Linked DNA regions of Homo sapiens: region 1 is linked to region 2. Evidence: chromatin loops called from intact Hi-C (ENCODE). Cell type or tissue: HCT116. All regions are shown on one strand.

Region 1 (8,000 bases), 490 kb after region 2:
ACATTTTTCTCTCTGTTTAAAATGCCGATCACCCATTTTTCGGATGAGGGAAGGAGAGGGTTCACTCACTGGCCCCACGTTACACACAGCATAGTGGACAGAAAATTCGGGATTTGAACCCAGCCCTGCGGTATTAAAGGAGGCCGGTCCTGGGGCAGAGGAGGCTCCAGAAGAGATGGTCTTTGGAGGCAGGGAGGGGGGCGCGGACGCGCGGACGCATCTCGAAGTGCAACCTCCAGCTAGCCACTTCATCCCTCTGGGACTCAGTTTCCCTGCCTGTTATGTAGGTAGGCGTTCTGGGGTCCTGGGTCCGACTCCCAAACCCTGCTTTCCCCCCACCCCACCTCAGCCCGAGCCCCTCCCCCTGCCACCCTTGGAGGGTTACTCGCCTGGAATCTCACCGCCATGGTCCACCTGGGGGCTCTCCAGCCCCCCTACCCGAGGGGGTCCTGGAAACAGTCAATCGGCCCCCACCCCGGGCTGGGGGAGGGGGCTGAGGAGAGTCACAGCGGGCTGAGGGCCGGGCTCTCGTCCTCCTCCCTCCAGCTCCGCAGCTCCCGGCTGCACCTGCCCCTCTTCCTCCTCCAGGTCTCGGGTCAGCCCCGCCCCTGCCCAGACACGCCCCCTGGACGCGGCGGAGGTTTCTCTCCCCACCTCCCATCACAGGAGCCAGGTCCTGAGGCGGAAACTCCAGGCCGGGTTATCCACGCAGCCGAGAGGGGGCCGGCGGCCGCGGCCAGAGCCCGGCCCGACAAGGCTGCCAGCAAGACCCGGCAGGAATAACCCCCGCGCTTGGAACGGAGCCTACTATTTGGAAGGTGTTTCCGTCCGCGAAATGGGCACATTTTGAGGTGCATCTGGGAGGCCTCTTGGATTAGAAGCTTGTCGAAGGCCAGAGACCTCCTTAGCATAGCGCTGGTCCCTGGGTCACCTTATCTCTGGAAGGTTTGCCCCATTCCACAGAGGGGAACCGGAGGCCCCAGAGGCCAGAGGCGTGGACTCTGAAGATACAACAGCGGCTGCGTGCCTTTTTCCTGCGGTCTTGGCCTGCGGGCTCTGTCTTCACACCCAGCATCCAGAAAAGAAAGGGGGCAGGGCAGGGCCGGGCGCGGTGGCTCATGCCTGTAATCCCCAAATTTTGGGAGGCCGAGGCGAGCGGATCACGAGGTCAGCAGTTCGAGACCAGCCTGACCAACATGGTGAAACGTCTGTCTCTACTAAAAGTACAAAAATTAGCCGGGCGTGGTGGCGCATGCTTCAGCTACTCGGGAGGCTGAGGAAGGAGAATCGGTTGAACCCGGGAGGCGGAGGTTGCGGTGAGCTGATATCACGCCACTGCACTCCAGTCTGGGCGACAGAGTAGAGTGAGACCCTGTCTCAAAAAAAAAAAAAAAAAAAGAAAAGGAAGGAAGGAAAGAAGGGAAGGAAGGAAGGAACGAAGGAAAAGAAAGGGGCAGAGTGCAAGGCAGGAGGAAATTCTTCAGGCTCTGGGAGGGAGTAAAGGTCGTTTCCTTCTTCTCACCCAGCCCAGCCCAGCCTCCCGCTCAGGGGCCTGGGATTCCGGGATTCCTAAGGTTAGACCTAGGAGGGACTGGACCAGGGTAGGAAACCTTCAAGTCACCTGGGTGGGCGGGGCTGGTCGTGGCTGCACCCCCACATTCCTTACTATAAAAAAAAAAACCTGCGCCCAGCTGTGCCTGGGCCCCACCCCAAGGTTAAAAGGGTAAAAGGGCAAAGCTACACATAAACACCCCTTCCCAGCCTTATCCAGTCAGGGCTGGGCAGGGACAGGAGTCCCAGGTTGTGGCTAGGGGTGAAGAGCATAGAGAAAACTCTAGCGGTAAAAGAAAGGCTGCCTGGAGGAGGGGGCATCGTAGCTGGGGATTTGAAGGTTGGTTAAGAGTTTGCTTAGTAAACAAGGCCAACAATATCAAAGTCTTAGAGGGTCCCCGAAGATGACATCTCACCTCCTCCACTGCAATTGTACCCAAAACACTAGTCCAGAGACCCAAGTCAGCTACAGTCAGCCCCTCAAGGGTCTCCAAGGGCCCGAATAAAGCATTGCCAAAGCCTCTTGTGGGGACCCACTTGGAACTTCAGAGCTAGGAGAGTTCTAAAACCAGCTCTCACCTATTTGCTGTGTGACCTCAGACAACTTACTGCCCCTCTCTGTTCCTCAGTTTCCACATCTGTAATTGGGGAAAATAATAGCCCCTACATCACAGGGTTGTCAGGAGGATTAAAAGGGGCGTAGAGGCCAGGCACAATGGCTCACTCCTGTAATTCCAGAACTTTGAAGAGTCAGGTGGGAGGATCACTTGAGGCCAGGAGTTTGAGACCAGGCTGGGCAATATAGCGAGACCCAATCTCCATACAAAATAAATAAAAAGGAGCATGTAGTTCTCTTCCCTTTTGCGGCCATCACAGAAGTGGGAGCAGCCAAAATGAAGTTCAATCCCTTTGTGACTTCCGACCGAAGCAAGAATTGTAGAAGGCATTTCAACGCACCTTCTCACATCGCATGAAGGTTATATGTCTTCCCTTCTTTTTTTTTTTTTTTTTTTTTTGAGACGGAGTCTCGCTCTGTCGCCCAGCTGGACTGCAGGCACGATCTCGGCTCACTGCAAGCTCCGCCTCCCGGGTTCCCGTCATTCTCCTGCCTCAGCCTCCCGAGTAGCTGGGACTACAGGCACCCGCCACCACGCCTGGCTAATTTTTGTATTTTTAGTAGAGATGGGGTTTCCCCATGTTGGCCAGGCTGGTCTCGAACTCCTGGCCTCAAGTGATTAGCCCACCTCGGCCACCCAAAATGTTAGGATTATGGGCATGAGCCACTACTCCCAGCCACACACACACACATATTTTATAGATGAAGGTTCAGAAAGGGCCCCAGACTCACTGAAGGTTGCACAGCATGGGTTCCTGGAGCCCCAAACTCTTTCCAAGACCCCATGCTGAGCCAATGTAGAAACACCATTAACCAAAACTAAGGCTTACTGAACACCTACTGTATACCTACAGGCAACTCAGCCCTTCCCTGTGTGACACTCCGCCACCAGCAGGTGGCGCAAAAAATCATTTTAGATGATTAAGGTCCAGCGATGTCCACCACCCCCCAAGACGGACACTCATTCTGTCACCCAGGTTGGAGTGCCGGGCGCAGTCTCGGCTCACTGCAAGCTCCGCCTGCGGGGTTCACACCATTCTCATGCCTCAGCCTCCTGAGTAGCTGGGACTACAGGCGCCGGCCACCACGCGTGGCTAATTTTTGTATTTTTAGTAGAGACGGGGTTTCACCATGTTGGCCAGGCTGGTCTCGAACTCCTGACCTCAGGTGATCCACCCACCTCGGCCTCTGAAAGTGTTGGGATTACAGGCGTGAGCCACCACGCCCGGCCAGTCCAGCGATCTTTAAATAGCCGTGTATTTGTTTTAATGAGTCGTGAGAAAAACACATCATTCCCTACCGGCCCGCACACGTCAAGGTTCGTGGCTGCCATTGCTCAAAGCAGTCTCTGCTTAGGTCTGGCAAAATCGGACAGGGGTTCTGCAGGGGACTGGAGCTGGTAGAAAATCCTGCATTCGGGCAGATCACCTGAGGTCAGGAGTTCGAGACCAGCCTGGCCAACATTGTGAAACCCTGTCTCTACTGAAAATACAAAAATTAGCTGGGCGTGGTGGCGCACGTCTGTAGTCCCAGCTACTAGGGAGGCTGAGGCAGGAGAATTACTTAAACCTGGGAGGCAGAGGTTGCAGTCAGCCAAGATTGCGCCACTGCACTCCAGCCTGGGCCACAGAGTGAGGCCCTGTCCACCCCGCCCCCCACCACCCCAAAAAAAAAAAACCGCAAGAAAAGAAAATGCTGCATTCCTGTCCTACAGGCTTTCTGACTTCAGCGTCTTTAAAATAAGAGGCTTGGCCAGGAACAGTGGCTCACGCTTGTAGTCCCAGCACTTTGGAAGGCCGAGGCGGGAGGATCTCTTGAGGCCAGGAGAGACCAGCCTGAGTAACAGAGTGAGACTTCCATCTCTACACACACACAGACACACACACACACACACACACACACACACACACACACACACACTTTTTTTTTTTTTTTTTTTTTGAGTTGGAGTCTCGCCCTGTTGCCCAGGCGCAATCTCAGCTCACTGCAAGCTCTGCTTCCCGGGTTCACGCCATTCTCCTGCCTCAGCCTCCCGAGTAGCTGGGACTACAGGCACATGCCCGGCTGATTTTTGTACTTTTAGTAGAGATGGGGTTTCACCGTGTTAGCCAGGATGGTCTCAAACTCCTGACCTTGTGATCCGCCCCCCTCGGCCTCCCTAAGTGCTGGGATTATAGGCGTGAGCCATCGTGCCCGGCCTTTTTTTTTTTTTTTAATTAGCCAGTCTTGGTGGCACTTGCCTGTACTCCCAGCTACTTGGGAAGCTGAGCTGGGAGGATTGCTTGAGCCCAGGCGGTGGAGGCTGCAGTAAGTCATGGTCACACCACTGTACTCTCATTCCTGGGCAACACAGTGAGACCCCCATCTCCACATCCACAAAAATTTTTAAAAATATCTTAGGCAGGGTGCAGTGGCTCATGCCTGTCATCCCAGCACTCTGGGAGGCCAAGGCAGGAGGATCACTTGAGTCAGGAGTTGGAGGCCAGCCTGGCCCACAGGGCAAAACCCATCTCTACAAAAATACGAAAAATTAGCCAAGGATGGTGGCAGGCGCCTGTAATCCCAGCTACTCAGGAGGCTGAGGCAAGAGAATCACTTGACCCTGGGAGGCGGCGGTTGCAGTGAGCTGAGATCACGCCACTGCACTCCAGCCTGGGTGACAGGGCAGACAGCACAACACTATGTTTCAAAAAAAAATAAAATTATATATATATATATATATATATAAGCTATGGCTGGGCACAGTGGCTCACGCCTGTAATCCCACTTTGGATGGCCAAGGCGGCCGAATCACTTGAGGTCAGGAGTTTGAGACCAGCCTGGCCAACATGGTGAAACTCTGTCTGTACTAAAAATATAACAGTCATGGGCCAGGCGTGGTGGCTCGTGCCTGTAATCCCAGCACTTTGGGAGGTCGAGGCGGGCGGATCACCTGAGGTTGGGAGTTCGAGACCAGCCTGACCAACATGGAGAAACCTCGTCTCTACTAAAAATACAAAATTAGCTGGGTGTGGTGGCACATGCCTGTAATCCCAGCTACTAGAGAGGCTGAGGCAAGAGAATTGCTTGAGCCCGGGAGGCGGAGGTTGCAGTGAGCCGAAATCGGGCCATTGCACTCCAGCCTGGGCAACAAGAGCGAAACTCCGTCTCAAAAAAAAAAAAAAAAGTCACCTGGGCGTGTTGGCACCCGCCTGTAATCCCAGGTACTCGGGAGGCTGAGGCAGGAGAATCACTTGAACCTGGGAGGCAGAGGGTGCAGTGAGCCGAGATCGTGCCACTGTCTCCAACCTGGGCGACAGACTGAGACTCTGTTTCAAAAAAAAAAAAAAAATATATATATATATATATATATGTATGAGCTGGGTGTGGTAGCAGGCACCTCTAGGCGCTGAAGTGGGAGGATCATTTGAGCCCAGGAGGTCGAGGCTGCAGTGATCCATGATCTTGCCCTTGCACTCCAGCCTGGGTGACAGAGCTAGACGCTGTCTCAAAAATAAATAAAGAAATAAGTGGGTTAAAGTCCTAGCAGTGAATGGGGCTCCCGGGCCATGTTTACTGGCATATGCTTGGCTGCAGCCCCAGTTACACACAACACTCGTGCGCCCACTTTGCAGCTGAGAAAACTGAGGCCAGATGGTGAGCTGGCCTGAGGGATTTGGCTGCAGCTCTGTTTGCCCCTGCACCTCGAACTCCAAGCCAGTGCCTCTCACCAGAGGGGGACCCTTGGCAACGTCTTGAGACATTTTGGTGTTCAATACCAGGCCGAGCGCGGTGACTCACACCTGTAATTCCAGCACTTTGAGAGGCTGAGATGGGCGGATCACTTGAGGTCAATAGTTCGAGAGCAGCCTGGCCAACAGGGTGAAACCCCGTCTCTACTCAAAATACAGAAATTAGCTGGGCGTAGTGACAGGCACCTGTAATCCCTGCTACTCGGGAGGCTGAGGCAGGAGAATCACTTGAACCCGGGAGGCAGAGGTCGCAGTGATCTGAGATGGCGCCACTGCACTCCAGCCTGGGCAATGGAGCAAGACTCCATCTCAAAAATAAAACAAGTCGGGCGTGGTGGCTCACGCCTGTAATCCCAGCACTTCGGGAGGCTGAGGTGGGTGGATCACGTGAGGTCAGGAGTTCGAGACCAGCCTGGCCAACATGGGGAAACCCCATCTCTACTAAAAATACAAAAATTAGCCGAGTGTGGTGGTGGGTGCCTGTAATCCCAGCTACTCGGGAGGCCGAGGCAGGAGAGTTGCTTGAACCCAGGAGGCAGAGGCTGTAGTGAGCCGAGATTGCGCCATTGCACTCCAGCCTGGATGACAAGAGCGAGACTCCAACTCAAAAAAATAAAATAAAATGAAACAATAAAAAAATAAACCTGGAAGGTTCTCCTGGCATGAGTGAGTGGAGGCCAGGGATACTGCTAAGCACCCTGCATTGCCCAGAATGGCCCCATCCCAGAGAAGGATCTGGCCCCAAATGTCAATGGGCAACGCAGAGAAATCCCACTGTCAACCCCTCTAAGAGAGGAAGCTGGATAACTGCACCAGGACACATTGTCTTCCTCCAACCACCCACCGTCTGCTCTCATATCCATGCCCTGCTCAAGAACACTCGATGGCTCCCTAGTACCATCCTCCAAACCTGGGTTCAAATCCAAGGCTTTGGAGATGGGCATAGCCTTAAGCCCCTTATTCCCACCACCCCTGACCTTCGGATCACCTTAATGAATTAAAAACCTGCTTTTGGCCGGGCGCGGTGGCTCACACCTGTAATCCCAGCACTTTGGGAGGCCGAGGCGGGCGGATCACGAGGTCAGGAGATCGAGACCATCCTGGATAACACGGTGAAACCCCATCTCTACTAAAAATACAAAAATATAGCTGGGTGTGGTGGCGGGCGCCTGTAGTCCCAGCTACTCGGGAGGCTGAGGCAGGAGAATGGCGTGAACCCGGGAGGCGGAGGTTGCAGTGAGCCGAGATTGCGCCACTGCGCTCCAGCCTGGGCGACAGAGCGAGACTCCATCTCAAAAAAAAAAAAAACCAACCAACCAAACAAACAAACAAAAAACCTGGTTTTCTACTGTTGCCTCACGAAGTAAAAATAATAATAGCAAAAAGAAAAGGAAAAAAAGAGAAAATCTGCTTTTCAGCAATCTACTTCATTTGTGCCTTAATTCTTCTGTGCATTCAGTCACTCAGTCAACAAAACTGTTGCAAGCCAAGTATATGACGTGTGATTGGGAACCAGCGTTCAGGGCCAGTGTGATCTGAGCAGGGTGAGGGACAGGAGGACCCAGGGAAGGTGGAGTTCTGGAGGCCTCCCTGGGATGAGCCAGCTCAACCCCTTCTGAGTGCTTGTGGGAAAACTGAGGCCCAGAGATAGCAGGGGCTGGGCTGAGGTCCCCCAGTGGATCAGGGCCAGGATGGTCTCGAACTCTGACCTCGTGATCCGCCCGCCTTGGCCTCCCAAAGTGCTGGGATTACAGGTGTGTGCCACTGCGCCTGGCCTAATTGTACTTTTTAGTTACATATGCGATTATTCAATTATTGTCTGTCTCCCCTAAAGACTGTGGGCTTCCACTGTGTCTGTCAATCAGTTCTTCTGCAGCCCCATCACTGTGTATGCAGTACGTGCTCAATAAATACTAAAAGAACGGGCTGGGCGCGGTGGCTCACATCTGTAATCCCAGCACTTTGGGAGGCCAACGCGGGTGGATCACGAGGTCGGGAGTTTGAGACCAGCCTGGCCAAGATGGTGAAACCCTGTCTCTACTAAAAATACTAAAATTAGCCAAGCGTAGTGGCACGTGCCTGTAATCCCAGCTACTCAGGGG
Region 2 (8,000 bases):
AGGCAAAGTTCTTACTGTACAGATGACCCAGGAAAGCAGAAGCAGACCCCCTCCCAGACTACTCTAAATGCCCTGGGGCTCCTTGAAACTGTTCTGAGTAGAATTGGGTAAGCTCTAGGACCTCCTAGAATGCAGCCAATCGGGGGTACCTTGAAACTATTCACGATAAAGAGAAGGGGAGTGACAAGAAGCTGCCAAGAAGCAAATGCATTGGGGAGGTGGGGCTTGCATACCGCTGGGTGGGGAGGGGCGCTGGGCCGCCTCTTGCAGAAGGTGCAGGATGAGTTTGTCCCCCGCCAGGGCGCCATAGTGAGCCGCGTCCTGCCCCAGCGCATCGGTGATGCCCGGCTGGGCTCCGCCCTGCAGCAGGACCTCCACTGTTTCGGGGCTGGCCCCCTCACAGGCCAGCATCAGGGCCGTCCTACCAGGGGAGGGGGCTACTGAGGAGATGAGAACATCCCCCAAGCCCCCATGCCCACCTCAGCACCCAGGCCAGGCTGGGAAGAGGAGGCTGGCTAGATCGTCTTACTTAGGTTAAGTCTTGCCGAAGGTCACACAGCATAGGGTGGACTGGCTGGGAGGGGAGATGCTCACCTGCCTTGCAGGTCCTGATCGTTCGCGGCAGCCCCTTGCTGCAGTAGGAGACGGCACAGGTCTGTGTGACACATCTGAGCTGCTATAATGAGGGGTGTTGCGCCTGACTGGTAGGGAGGAGGAGGGATGCGATGGCATGAGAAACTGACCCCCGGGAGGTGCAGAAGCCTATATAACTGCCCTTGAGTTTCACCTCAAACTTTCTCAGACTTTCAAAGGGTGCCTGAGATACTGCCACTTGGTGGCAGCATACCTCAAGCATAACATCTTCCCTGAAGAGATCCCAGAAGCTTACCCGATCTTGGGGGTTTAGATGTGCCTTAAAGGAGCAGAGCACCTCTGAGCAGGAGAGACAGCCACCAGCCGCTGCAAAAGAGAAAAGGTTGTCCGGTGCGGTAGCTCAACCCTGTAATCCCAGCACCTTGGGAGGCCAAGGCAGGAGGTTCGCTTGAGTTCTGGAGTTTGAGACCAACCTGGGCCAACACAGTGAGACCCTGTCTCTACAAAAAAAAAAAAAAAAAAGCAAACATTATCTGGGTGTGGTGGTGTGTGTCTGTGGCCCCAGCTACTAGGGAGTCCCCAGCTGAAGCGGGAGGACCGCTTGAGCTCAGGAGTTCAAGGCTGCAGTGAACCATGATGGCACCACTGCAAACCAGCCTGGGTGACAGAGTGAGATCTTGTCTCAAAAACCAAGAAAAGAAAGGAAGACAAACAAAAGGGGGAAGAGTAGGGGTAGGGTGAGACTTCGACATTTTCTGGGCACTTTCTGCCTGGGTGTGACCCTGCTCCTTTATTTCATGAGAAATTCCCATGTGCCCTGAGGAATTTGTAACAAAGGCAAGTTTTGCATTTTACAGATGCAGCAACTGAGGCCCAACCAGGCCAGTGGTCACCCACTGGGGTAAGAGGCAGAGTCAGATCTAGGATCTAGGTCTGCCGACTGCCAGTCCCAAGCACTGTGGTTCCCTATACTTTTTGTAGAGACGGGGTCTCGCTGTGTTGCCCAGACTGGTCCCGAACTCCTGGGCTCAAGTGATCCTCCTGCCTCGGCCTCCCAAGGGGCTGGGATTACAGGAATGAGACCCACACTACAAGGCATGTGCAACCGTGCCTGGCTAATTTTTATTTTATTTTATATTATATTATTTTATTTTTTTAGAGACAGGGTCTTGCTACGTTGCCCAGGCTTTTCTTGAACTCCTGGGCTCAAGCAATCTGCCGCCGGGACTGTAGGCGTGCACCACCACTCCTGGCTAATTCTTTTTTTTAATTTTTTATGGAAATGGAATGTCACTATATTGCCCAGGCTGGTCTCAAACTCCTAGGTTCAAGCAATCCTCCTGCCTCTGGCTCCCAAAGTGCTGGGATTATAGGCTGCAGCCACCATGCCCGGCCCCGTTTATGTGTTTATGTATTTATTTAATTTTATTTATTTATTTATTTATTTATTTATTTATTTATTTTTGAGACGGAGTCTTGCTCTGGTCACCCAGGCTGGAGTGCAGTGGCCCGATCTCGGCTCACTGCAACCTCCACCTCCCGGGTTCATGCCATTCTCCTGCCTCAGCCTCCCGAGTAGCTGGGACTACAGGCGCCCGCCACCACACCCGGCTAATTTTTTGTATTTTTAGTAGAGACGGGGTTTCACCGTGTTAGCCAGGATGGTCTCGATTGCCTGAGCTCGTGATCCACCCGCCTCGGCCTCCCAAAGTGCTGGGATTACAGGCGTGAGCCACCGCACCCGACCTATTTTTATTTTTTGAGATGGAGTCTCCCTCTGCACCCACGCTGGAGTGCAGGGGTGTGATCTTGGCTCACTGCAACCTCCGCCTCCCCGGTTCCAGCGATTCTCCTGCCTCAGCCTCCCGAGTAGCTGGGATTATAGGCATGAGCCATCACGCCTGGCTAATTTTTATATTTTTAGTAGAGATGGGGTTTTGCCATGTTGCCCAGGCTGGTCTCAAACTCCTGGGCTCAAGCAATCCTCCCACCTCTGACTCCCATAGTGCTAGGATTACAGGCGTGCACCACTGTGCCTGGCCTGTCTATTTATATTTTAAGAGATCCCTCCTACTGCCATTTGCCCAGGACCAGAGTGGAAACAGGGAGGCTCCCCAGGAGGCTGTGCAGCTGACACAAGGGCATGGTCTCTGGAATCCCTGGGTATGAATTCCAGCAGGTTGACATCCAGTCTGATTAAGCACAAAAATCCATTTTTCAGTCAACAAACTCTGTTTGAATACCTGCTGTATGTCTGAGGCAGTATGAGGTTTTGATTGCTGCAAACCTTATCTACAACACGTAGAACGGTGCCTGACACACAGTAGGTACTCAATAACTGTTTGTTGTTGTTGTTGGTTGGTTGGTTTTTTTGAGATGGGGTCTCGCTCTGTTGCCCGGGCTGTGCAGGGGCATGATCTCGGCTCTATGCAACCTCCACTCCCCGGGTTTAAGCAATTCTCCTGCCTCAGCCTCCCGAGTAGCTGGGATTACAGGCACATGCCTCCATGCCTGGCTAATTTTTTGCATTGTTTAGTAGAGACAGGGTTTCACCGTGTTGGCCAGGATGGTCTTGATCTCCTGACCTCATGATCCGCCCGCCTCAGGCTCCCAAAGTGCTGGGATTATAGGCGTGAGCCACTGCACCCGGCCTTAATTTTTTATTATTAGTAGAGACAGGGTTTCACCATGTTGGCCAGGCTATTCTCGAACTCCTGACCTCTGCTAATCTGCCCGCCTGGGCCTCCCAGAGTGCTCAGTTAACTGTTGAGTGACAAAAACCAACGGACTCCTATATTGTGACCAGAAGCATTGCCGCCACTAGGTGGCAGCATACTCCAACTGCAGAGAATTCTCACCCAGTGACTAAAACCCCCAAAGCCCTATTTTATTCTGAGTTTCCGAAAGAACAGATGTTTCTTGAGTCGTCAGCGAAAGCCATGCCTGAATTTCACGGGGACAGCGGACAGGTCGGGGGCTGAGTTCTGGTTCAAGTCGGTGGGTCCCTTTCCCTCCCTCTGGGAAGGAGTTTGGATTAGGTGATTATGAGGGTACCAGCTGCCTGGAGCTATGGTTTTCCTGGTATCTCCTAGGGGCTCCACAAAGGAAATTAAACCCTAGGGACCTCTCCTCATCCTCACAAAGCCCAGGAGTACATTCGACTGCTCCTTGAGGTCAGACGACCTGGATTCCCTACGATTTACCTGCTGCGGACAAGTGACAGCCTCATTAAGCCTCATCAAGCCTCATCTGTGCAATGGGCTAATAGCCTGTGGTTCAAAGGGTAACCGGGATTTATGATGGGCTCCAGTGCCTGGCACACAGTAGGTAATAAAAAAGGAGAAGGGCCGGCACGGTGGCTCACGCCTGTAATCCCAGCACTTTGGGAGGCCGAGCAGGCGGATCACGAGGTCAGGAGATCAAGACCATCCTGGCTAACACAGTGAAACCCCGTCTCTACTAAAAAATACAAAAAAATTAGCCGGGCATGGTGGCAGGCGCCTGTAGTCCCCGCTACTCGGGAGGCTGAGGCAGGAGAATGGCGTGGACCCGGGAGGCGGAGCTTGCAGTGAGCCGAGATCACGCCACTGCACTCCAGCCTGGGTGACAGAGCGAGACTCCACCTCAAAAAAAAAAAAAAAAAAAAAAAAGGGAGAAGGGCCGGCACGGTGGCTCACGCCTGTAATCCCAGCACTTTGGGAGGCCGAGGCGGGCAGATCACCTGAGGTCAGGAGTTCGAGATGAGCCTGGCCAACATGGTGAAACCCCATCTCTACTAAAAATACAAAAAAATTTTAGGTGGGTGTTGTGGCATAGGTCTGTAGTCCCAGCTACTCAGGAGGCTAAGGCAGGAGAATTGCTTGAACCTGGGAGGTGGAGGTTGCAGTGAGCCAAGATTGCGCCATTGCACTCCACCCTGGGCGACAGAGGGAGATTCTATGTCAAGAAAAAAAGGAGGAGGCTAGGTGAGGTGGCTCACGCCTGTAATTCCAGCACTTTGAGTGGCCGAGGTGGGAGGATCATTTGAGCCCAGGAGTTTGAGATCAGCCTGGGCAACATAGCAAGATCCTGTATCTACAAATAAATTTAAAATATTAGCCAGGCATGGTGGTGCACGCCTGTGGTCCCAGCTACTTGGGAGTCTGAGGCAGGAGGATCGTTTGAACCCGGGAGGTCAAGGATGCAGTGAGCCATGATTGCCCCACTGTACTTCAGCCTGGGCAACAGAGCAAGACCCTATCTCATAAAAAGAAAAGGAAGGCCAGGAGCGGTGGCTCACGCCTGTAATCCCAGCACTTTGGGAGGCCAAGGCGGGTGGATCACCTGAGGTCAGGAGTTCGAGACCATCCTGGCCACCATGGTGAAACCCCGTCTTTACTAAAAATACAAAACATCAGCCAGGTGTGGTGGCAGGTGCCTCTAGTCCCAGCTACTCGGGAGGCTGAGGCAGGAAAATTGCTTGAACCTGGGAGATGGATGTTACAGTGAGCTGAGATCTTGCCACTGCACTCCAGCCTGGGCAACAGAGTGAGACTCCGTCTCAAAAAAAAAAAAAGAAAGAAAGAAAGGAGGAGACAGGAAGCTTCACAGCAGGTCAGGTCCCTAGGGCCCTGGGCAGAATAACCCCCAAGTCTAGCACCCTCTGGGCTTCGGGGTCAGGGCAGGGCTGGGCTGCACCCACCTGCATGGTGTAGGGCAGTCCACCCGCTGCTGTCCACGACGTCCACCACGCAGGAAGCCTGGGGATGGGGCGAGTCCTTTGAGGCGGAGCCATCCTTCTTGCTGCCTGATTTCTCTAGGACTGCCTTCCCTACCCTGGGCTCTGCTATACTTCAGCCTCACCCTTCCGTGGCCCCCAAGGGACTCCATTTTCATGAAAATTGGTGAGAAAAGAAAATAGCTGAGAGCTGAGAAGCAGCTGAGAATTTGAGGAGTGGCTGGGAACTCTGGGAGTGTCTGGGGCTAAGGAAGGACCCAGGGCTTGGGGAGAAACAGAGCTCAGGAAATACCTGGCATTGGGAGTATATATATATATTTTAGATGGTGTTTCGCTCTTGTTGCCCAGGCTGGAGTGCAATGGCATGATCTCGGCTCACTGCAACCTCCGCCTCCCAAGTTCAAGGGATTCTCCTGCCTCAGCCTCCCTAGTAGCTGAGATTACAGGCACACACCACCGCTCCCAGCTAATTTTTTGTATTTTTAGTAGAGACGGGGTTTCACTGTGTTGGCCAGGCTGGTCTCGAACTCCTGACCTCAGGCGATTTCACCGACCTCAGCCTCCCAAAGTGCTGGGATTACAGGCGTGAGCCACCGCGCCTGGCTTGGGAGTACATCTTAAATAGGAGAAGCATGTGGATGGTCTGAGAGTACCTGGTTATCCAGGGAGTAGCTAGGGTTCTGGAGTAAAAGGGGCCAAGGAATATCTAGGATTCATAGAGCATCTGGGGGTTCAAGGAATTGCTGGAACTCAGGAGTAGTAGGGGCCAAGGGAGTAGCTGAGATAAGACAGTAAATGACCTGCAGTAGTTGCTTCAAGCACTGTGGGTGCCCGTATTTGGCGGCCAGGTGGAGGGCATTGTAACCTGGGGAAGGAAAGAAGATTTACTGGAGCTCCAGCTATTCAAGTAGCTCCCAGCTGCTCCCCAAGCCATGTCAACTACTTGTGATGAGTTTCTGAGTCTAGCAAAGTCCGTAAACCCTAGTATTTCTCTCCTTTTTTCCCTGCAGAAAGGATCTTGCTCTGTGGCCCAGGCTAGAGTGCAGTGTGATCATAGCTCACTGTAGGCTTGAACACCTAGGCTCAAGCGATCCTCCTGTCTCAGCCTTCCGAGTAGCTGGGACTACAAGCAAGTGCCACCATGTCTGGCTAATTTATTTGTATTTTCTGTAGAGACAGGAGTCTTGCTATGTTGCCCAAGCTCGTCTTGAACTCCTTGGCTCGTGCGATCCTCCCACCTCAGCCTCCCAAAGTGCTGGAATTAACAGACATGAGCCATGGTGCCCGGCCATCAGGTACTTCTCAAAACCATGCTATTCCCTGTACCCAGAGACTCTCTAAGCCATGGCTAGTCTGTATTCCAGACAATCCCATCTCAGCGACTGTCCACACCCACCTATTCCTCAAGCCCTATTGCCTCAGCTACTCCCCATGTCCCCAGATACTCTACAGGGTCCACTACACCAAAGTTTCAGCTCTGCCCTTCACAACCCACAGTTGCTGTATATGTTCTTGCCAATCCATATACCCTTCCTCTTCCAAATGCCAACTCTGTCCCTGTCTGATGCTCCATGAATCCCCAGCTATTCCATATTCCCTGCCCACCATGCCTGTGACCCTAAAGCTTCAGATTTGACTGTGTCCCCATGCCTAGTTGCCTCCTGAGCCCCAACTACTCCTTTTGGCCACACATTTTTATCTCAGTTATTCCCCCCAGGTCTCCAGTTAAGTCATACATACATACAAGTTCTCCTCGTAACCCAGCTACTCCAAGAGCTCAAGCTACTCCCACAGCTCCAGCTACTCCTAGATCCCAGCTATCCCATATACCTCAGATATCCCCAAACTCTACTTGTTATTCTCTTGCCCCAGATACTTTGCAAGCTCAGCTACTCCCATGAATCCAGTTCCTCCTCCAAACTCCAAGCAGTTCCCTTCAGTCACTTCCTTTATCTCGGATACTCCTATATCCCAGATGCACCTCAAAGCTTAGTTCGTCCAATGGTCCCAGTTATCTCCCAAGCCCCAGTTCTTCCTCTGCCTCAGTCACTTTCTAGAAACTTCCCCAGGCTTGGCATGGTGGCTCACACCTATAATCTCAGCACTTTGGGAGTCTGAGGTGGAAGGATCACTTAGAGCCCAGGAGTTCAAGACCGGCCTGGGCAACACAGGGAGACCCCATCCCTACTAAGAATAGAAAAATTAACTGGGCATGGTGGTGTGCGCCTATAGTCCTAGCTACTTGGGAGGCTGAGGTTGGAGGGGATCCCTTGAGCCCAGGAAATGGAGACTGCAGTGAGCTGAGATCATGGCCACTGCACTCAAGCCTGGGTGACAGAGGGAGACCCTGTCCCTCCCCCCAAAAAAGAAAAACAAAACAACAAAACCCCAGAAACTTTGCAGCTATCCCCCAAGCCCCAGCTACTTCCCCATGCCAGCTACTTCCCCATCCAACTGAACCAATACCTGAATCCTAGTCACTCCCCATCCACAAGCTGTCCACTGGCTTTGCTCGGTGCCAGCCACAGTCTCTATCTTTGGCCACCCCATCCTAACATGCCCCTGTGTGTCTCCCTGGGGGCAGGGGAGGAGCACCAGAGGGAGCCTCCCCTTTTTTCAGCGGGGAACATTGAGACCTGGGAGCAGGGTCTGGCTGGACCCTCAGGCTGGGCACCTGGGCTTAGTTCCT

What was found. A loop is a pair of places that touch in the nucleus more often than their neighbours do. Peaks named below come from ENCODE experiments on the same cell type or tissue, not always from the same donor. Only the 100,000 strongest peaks of a DNase experiment are listed, where the experiment ranks them.
Region 1: a loop joins it to region 2, with 3 times the contacts of the local background. A loop is called at or near these places in 3 of 110 quality-filtered maps.

What each region holds. Positions count from the first base shown.
Region 1 is chr19:3,714,300-3,722,299 of GRCh38, reverse strand. All of the region lies in intron 1 of TJP3 (tight junction protein 3), which reads right to left. Among named protein-coding and RNA genes, the nearest start is that of TJP3, 9.9 kb to the right of the region's middle. In HCT116, a CTCF peak has its summit at 3,037 (motif pointing right); DNase peaks (open chromatin) are centred at 709, 3,069, 3,489 and 3,989; H3K4me3 peaks cover 2,408 bases; H3K27ac peaks cover 4,836 bases.
Region 2 is chr19:4,200,202-4,208,201 of GRCh38, reverse strand. ANKRD24 (ankyrin repeat domain 24) reads right to left here. Exons shown (of 22, transcript NM_001393985.1): 6 at 6,112-6,176; 7 at 5,276-5,333; 8 at 890-960; 9 at 595-701; 10 at 234-421. Among named protein-coding and RNA genes, the nearest start is that of ANKRD24, 22 kb to the right of the region's middle. RefSeq lists a silencer at 3,051-3,264 and an enhancer at 7,580-8,000. In HCT116, CTCF peaks have their summits at 1 (motif pointing right), 808 (motif pointing right) and 3,418 (motif pointing right); DNase peaks (open chromatin) are centred at 6, 861 and 3,421; H3K4me3 peaks cover 392 bases; H3K27ac peaks cover 730 bases.